2 separate regions of the Homo sapiens genome follow, and region 2 is linked to region 1. Evidence: read pairs that join two places in POLR2A ChIA-PET (ENCODE). Cell type or tissue: K562. All regions are shown on one strand. Each heading gives the region's core, and the rest is flanking DNA. Links, peaks and the distances in the headings are about the cores only.

Evidence for each region. ChIA-PET counts read pairs that join two places held together with the same protein. Peaks named below come from ENCODE experiments on the same cell type or tissue, not always from the same donor. Only the 100,000 strongest peaks of a DNase experiment are listed, where the experiment ranks them.
Region 2: POLR2A ChIA-PET joins it to region 1 with 48 read pairs; 31 of 35 experiments call an interaction of 5 or more read pairs at or near these places.

What each region holds. Positions count from the first base shown.
Region 1 is chr20:50,069,875-50,072,779 of GRCh38, reverse strand. No RefSeq gene overlaps it. Among named protein-coding and RNA genes, the nearest start is that of TRERNA1, 30 kb to the right of the region's middle. RefSeq lists a silencer at 1,221-1,460. In K562, for the core only: a CTCF peak has its summit at 1,324 (motif pointing right); a DNase peak (open chromatin) is centred at 1,349; H3K4me3 peaks cover 770 bases.
Region 2 is chr20:49,988,382-49,991,286 of GRCh38, reverse strand. It overlaps SNAI1 (snail family transcriptional repressor 1), which reads right to left. Exons shown (of 3, transcript NM_005985.4): 3 at 2,401-2,905. Among named protein-coding and RNA genes, the nearest start is that of SNAI1, 6.9 kb to the right of the region's middle. RefSeq lists an enhancer at 873-1,625. In K562, for the core only: no CTCF peak of the experiment used is centred there; a DNase peak (open chromatin) is centred at 1,626.

The DNA.
Region 1 (2,905 bases), core at 124-2,623:
TTGAGGTCAAGGAGTTTGAGACCAGCCTGGCCAACATGGTGAAACCCCGACTCTACTAAAAATACAAAAATTAGCTGGCCATGGTGGTGCGTGCCTGTAATCCCAGCTACTAGGGAGGCTGAGGCAGGAGAATCACTTGAATCTGGAAGACGGAGGTTGCAGTGAGCCGAGATTGTGCCACTGCACTCCAGCCTGGGAGACAGAGTGAGACTGCATCTCAAAAAACAAACAAACAACAAAAAAAACCCAGCAACTTTGTCTTGGCACAGTGGTTCATGCCTGTAATCCCAGCACTCTGGGAAGCCAAGGTGGGCAGATCACTTGAGTCCAGGAGTTTGAGACCAGCCTGGGCAACACGGCAAAACCCCCTCTCTACAAAAAATACAAAAATTAGCTGGGCATGGTGTTGCACACCTGTAGTCCCAGCTACTCGGGAGGCTGAGGTGGGAGGATCGCTTGAGCCCAAGAGGTGGAGGTTGCAGTGGGCCGTGATTGTGCCACTGCACTCCAGCCTGGGCAACACGGCGAGACTCTGTCTCAATAAATAAATAAACATATACATAGATATAGATATAGATATAGATATACACATATATATATACACTTAAGTAAAAACCAATTATCTAGGAGCAAATGTCAAGTAAAAGTACAGGTAGGGCTCAGATGCGGCAAAAAATCATGTTGGGGTAGGAGCCTGAGTAACATCAGCGAGCGCATACAGGTTTATCCTTTGGCCTCTGGCCCAGCTGTTAATGATATATTCATGTTTATTATCTGCCCCCTCCCACCCCCACTAAAATGTCAGCTTCAAGAGGGTAGGGATGAGGCCAATTGTGTTCACGGCTGTGTTCCTGCCATCTCACACAATGTTGGGCATACAGTAGGTGTTCAGTGAATACTTGTGAATGGGTGAATGGCTGGCTGGAAGGCCATGCATGAGTGAATGAGCGGAGGTGACACCTTCACATCCTCTCTCCGCCTCGGTGGATGCCAGTGCAGGCCCAGGAGTCAGCCGTTTCCACTACCAGCTGTGTGGCCCCGGGAGGGCTCCTTAACCTCTCTGTGCGTTTCCGTTGCCATTTCGCCGGGTTATTCTAAGGATTACGTGTGGTTTTACATGGTGTGGGCTTCTTGCAGTCCTCGGCACGGAGCACCCCTCCGTAAATGTTATTTCGCTATTGTTCTTTCCTTTCCTTTCGGTGTATTCTGCTTATGTATTCGCTATTGCTCTTCCCCATCTCACCGACCAGAAGAGTGAAGCTCCTCCCCGCTCTCCTGGCGCCCGGCTTCCCCGTTCTGGCTCGGGCCTGCACGCCCGCCCTTGGCCAGCAGAGGGCGCTAGCGCTCTAGGGACCAACGCTCCGGCTGGGCCGGGCCACGCGTCATCTCTCAGCCGACCCGAGGCTGGGGCTGGAGGAGGGGACAGGCGTGACCGCCGGGGCAGGGGTGGACCACCGGACATCTGGGTGTGTGCCTTTGGCACAGCGGGAGCCTGCTGGAGGCTCCCAAAGCGGAGTGGGCAAGCTTTTTCCCCCAGTGCGCTTCCAACCCTTTTTCTTTCTTTCTTTCTTTCTTTTTTTTTTTTTTTTTTGCGACAGGGTCTCTTGTCGCCCAGGCTGGAGTGCAGTGATGCGATCACGGGTCACTGCAGCCTCCAACTCCTGGCCTCAAGCGATTCTCCTTCCTCAGCCTCCCGGGTAGCTGGGACTACAAGTGGGCGCCACCACGCCCAACTAATTATTTATTCATTTAGAGACAGGGTCTCACTCTGTCACCCAGGCTGGGGTGCAGTGGCATGATCAAGTCTCATTGCAGCCTCAACCTCCTCCTCAAGCAATCCTCCTGCCTCAGCCTCCTGAGTAGCTGGGACTACAGGTGCAGGCCACTGGCCAATTAAAAAATATTTTTTTTTTTAATTAGCCGGACGTGGTGGCGGGTGCCTGTAGTCCCAGCTACTCAGGAGGCTGAGGCAGGAGAATGGCGTGAACCCGGGAGGCGAGCTTGCAGTGAGCTGAGATCACGCCACCGCACGGCAGCCTGGGTGACTGAGCGAGACTCAGTCTCAAAAAAAAAAAATTTTTTTTAGTAGAGACAGGGTCTCGCTGTGTTGCCCCGGCTGGTCTCAAACTCCTGGGCTCAAGTGATCTTCCTGCCTTGGCCTCCTAAAGTGCTGGGATTACAGGCGTAAGCCACCATGCCTGGCCTCCAACCCATTTTTTGCCAAGGACCAGCTGAGACTCAGAAAGGGTTGTCCAAGGTCACCCAGCAGGTGGGGGTAGTGGGGGTCATGCTGTGAATACAAGGCTTTGAAGCTCACATACCTCAAGGACCTGATAGGGGCTGTGGAGAACACAGGACTGACCACCTTTGCCTCTAGAATGCTGGCCCACATGGCCAAATCTTCCAAGTCTTCAAGAGAGACAGGGACATCAGGATGTAGTGAAATGTCTCGATTTTTATGGTAGCAATGAATTAAAGGCTTTGTTTGTTTTTGTAGAGCCAGGGTCTCATTATATTGCCCAGGCTGGTCTTGAACCCTTGGCCTCAAGCGATCCTCCCGTCTTGGCCTCCCAAAGTGCTGGAATTACAGGCGTGAGCCACCACTTCTAGCCTTATTTGTTTATTTATTTATTTTGAGATGGAGTCTTGCTCTGTCGCCAGGCTAAAGTCCAGTGGCGCTATCTCGGCTCTCTGCTACCTCCACCTCCCGGGTTCAAGCGATTCTTCTACCTCAGCCTCCCAAGTAGCTGGGACTACAGGTGTGCACCACCACACCCGGCTACTTTTTGTATTTTTAGTAGAGATGGGGTTTCACCATATTGCCCAGGCTGGTCTCAAACTCCTGACCTCAGGTGATCCGCCCACCTTGGCCTCCCAAAGTGCTGAGATTACAGGCATGAGCCAC
Region 2 (2,905 bases), core at 136-2,635, 82 kb after region 1:
ATAATACTAAATAACTGTCACCCACTAGGGCTCAGGTGTGCTGGGCCATGGGCTGGGTGGCCACAACTGCCACAAGTTTCTTAAATACAGGCTTCATCTCCAAGGCCACCAACACCCTGAGCCAGGCCACCATCCTCCCTCCTTTCCTTCCCTCCCTCCCCTCTGGCCCTTTTTTGTTTGTTTGTTTGTTTGAGACAAGGTCTCGTTCTGTGACCCAGGCTGGAGTGCAGTGGCGAGATCTCAGCTCCCGACCTCAAGCGATTCTCCTGCCTCAGCTTCCCAAGTAGCTGGGACTACAGGCATATGCCCCACCATGCCCGGGTAATTTTTTATTTTAGTAGAGACGGGGTTTTGCCATGTTAGCCAGGCTGGTGTCGAACTCCTAGCCTCAGGTGATCTGCCTGTCTAAGCCTCCCAAATTGCTGGGATTACAGGCATGAGCCAGGGTGCCTGGCCCCCTCTGGCTTTCTCATGGTCTCCCTGCCTTTGTCTTTCTCCTCCTGGACCCCTGAGATCCATTCTCCCAAGCAGCCAGGGAGATCTTTGTAGGAAAGGTAACAGCAGGCCTCAGCACTCTCCTGCTTTACAGCCCCAGTGGCTGCCCTAGGGGCTTAGACAAAATTCCCACCTGCTTAGCACCACAAGCTCTGCAGAGCTGGGCCCACTCTCCTCTCCCACCCTGTCTTCCCAGTCCCTCCGCCATCCTGGTCTTTCTCATGGGGGCAGCACATTCCAGCAGGCTTGCTATTCCCTCCCCCAGATCCTTCCCTGCCGGCATCTTTCTCCTCCTTCAGGTCCGGGCTGGAATTCAGCTCTTCCAGGGCTCTCACTGCCTTGGCCTGGGGAGCCCCACCCCGTTGTTCTCTAGTGCCTGGCACCCTTTCATTCTGTCCTGGCACCATCACTGTAGAAAAGCGGCTTGTTTATTTAATCACTTGTTTGCTTTCTCTCTCCCCGACCAGAACATACGTCCCATGAACGCAGGGATGGCCTGTCTTGTTCACGGGTGTAACCCCAGGGCCTGGCACATATGGTACCCTCGAAACCCCTGAATGAATGAATGCCTCTGTACAGTCTCCGAGAGGAAGGCACTACTGTCACCCTGTTTTATAGACACAGAAACTGGGGCCCCCAGAGGGAGAGAGCCTTGCTCCAGGTGCCCTGAGAGTCAGCGGCATGAGCCCAGCCTACCGAACTCCCAGGATGACCTGAGGGGCCGGGCTTGGTGACCTCAGGCAAGCCCACCTCTGTGCCTCATTTTCCGGAGGCCCGACCCCCAGGGATTATGTGAAGTCATGAAATCATTCATTCAGCACCTACTGTGGGTGGATGGAGACGACCTAGAGGGACCCGCAGGGACCCAGGACACAGTAGGCCTTCAGCTCATGGATGCCCAACCCCCATCCCCCCAACTCCCTAACTTCCCTTCAGGGAGGCAGGCCACAATTTGGCGATTGTTAGAGAACGTTTTTTTTTTTCCTTTTGGGAGGAAAGCTGCAAGTCATTAAGGGCTGCTCCCGGCCTGCGGGTCACCATTTCCTGTTTAGAAGAAAGAATCATCTCTCCTTTGGAACATGAAGCTCCCCCCACCCCCAGCCTGACTCTGGGGCTCCGAAGCTCTGGGACGCCTCAGCTCCTCACAGGAAACTGGCACCTCCAGCACCTTTTGTGTTCAAAAAGGACACTCATTTTCTCCTGGCCCCAAGAGGCCCCCAGTGGTGAGGTCACCACCATCGGCTGGCGGGGAATGAATTACCCTAGCCCAAGACGCATGCTGACCGTCCCGCCGTCCTCGGAGCAGGAAGCTGAGTGACCCCTACCCTTTGGCCTGGCTTCTCACCCTACTGGCTCCAGCCAGCCAATTTCCTCGCATCAAAGGCCATTTGGTACCCAGCAGCAAGACGGAGGTGTGGGACTGACAAGGAGGCCCAAGGGGGCCTGGAGCCCTTGGAAACAGGAAGGACATCCTCTGTCTCCTTGGTCGCATTCCACTCGCATCTGGGGGAAGCGGACAATCCCACCCCAAAAGACCTGCAGTGCTGGGGCAGAGCTTTGCAGCCTGTCTAGTTGATAAGACCCAGGAAGCCAGCTTTGCACTCCGTGGGCCAGATCAACTTCAAAATTCAAGAACGAGAAAGTAAAAAGCCACAGTGTATAGTGAAGAGCTCGTATGGATGCCGCTGGCTCACCCAAACAGCAGCAGACAGGACACCCAGGCCAACGGGAAAACCCAGTCTCATAAGGTCCCTGACAGTGACACCCAGGACTCCAAAGCCCTATGATGTTTCCAAGGACAAGATTTAAGGCTGTGTCAGAAATATCTAAGCTTCAGGAATTCCTGTCCCCTCCTCCCTTACCAAAGACCTTTCAAAATACCCACTCCTCTATGACACCAAAGACTTTTTAATATATAAATTAACTGCTTTATTGAATATCAATAAACTGTACATATAACTATACAAAACGTTTCCTTGATACAAAATGTTTGAAATATAAATACCAGTGTACCTTTAAAAATGTAAACATCTTCCTCCCAGGCCCACCTGTCGGGCCCCCAGAATAGTTCTGGGAGACACATCGGTCAGACCAGAGCACCCCACTTGGGCCCCCGACAAGTGACAGCCATTACTCACAGTCCCTTTTCAGACATTGTTAAATTGCCCGGGAAACAGGTGCCACCCCACCAAACAGGAGGCTGAAATAGCTGCCTGGGCTCGGGGCATCTCAGACTCTAGTCTGCCACCGCCTCCGCAGGCCCTGGGGCTGCACCTGGGGGTGGATTATTGCATAGTTAGTCACACCTCGTGGAGGGTGGCCTGAGGGTTCCTTGTGGGGGGGTGTGTGTGAGGGGAGTGGGGTCCCCTGAGTGGGGTGGGAGCTTCCCAGTGAGTCTGTCAGCCTTTGT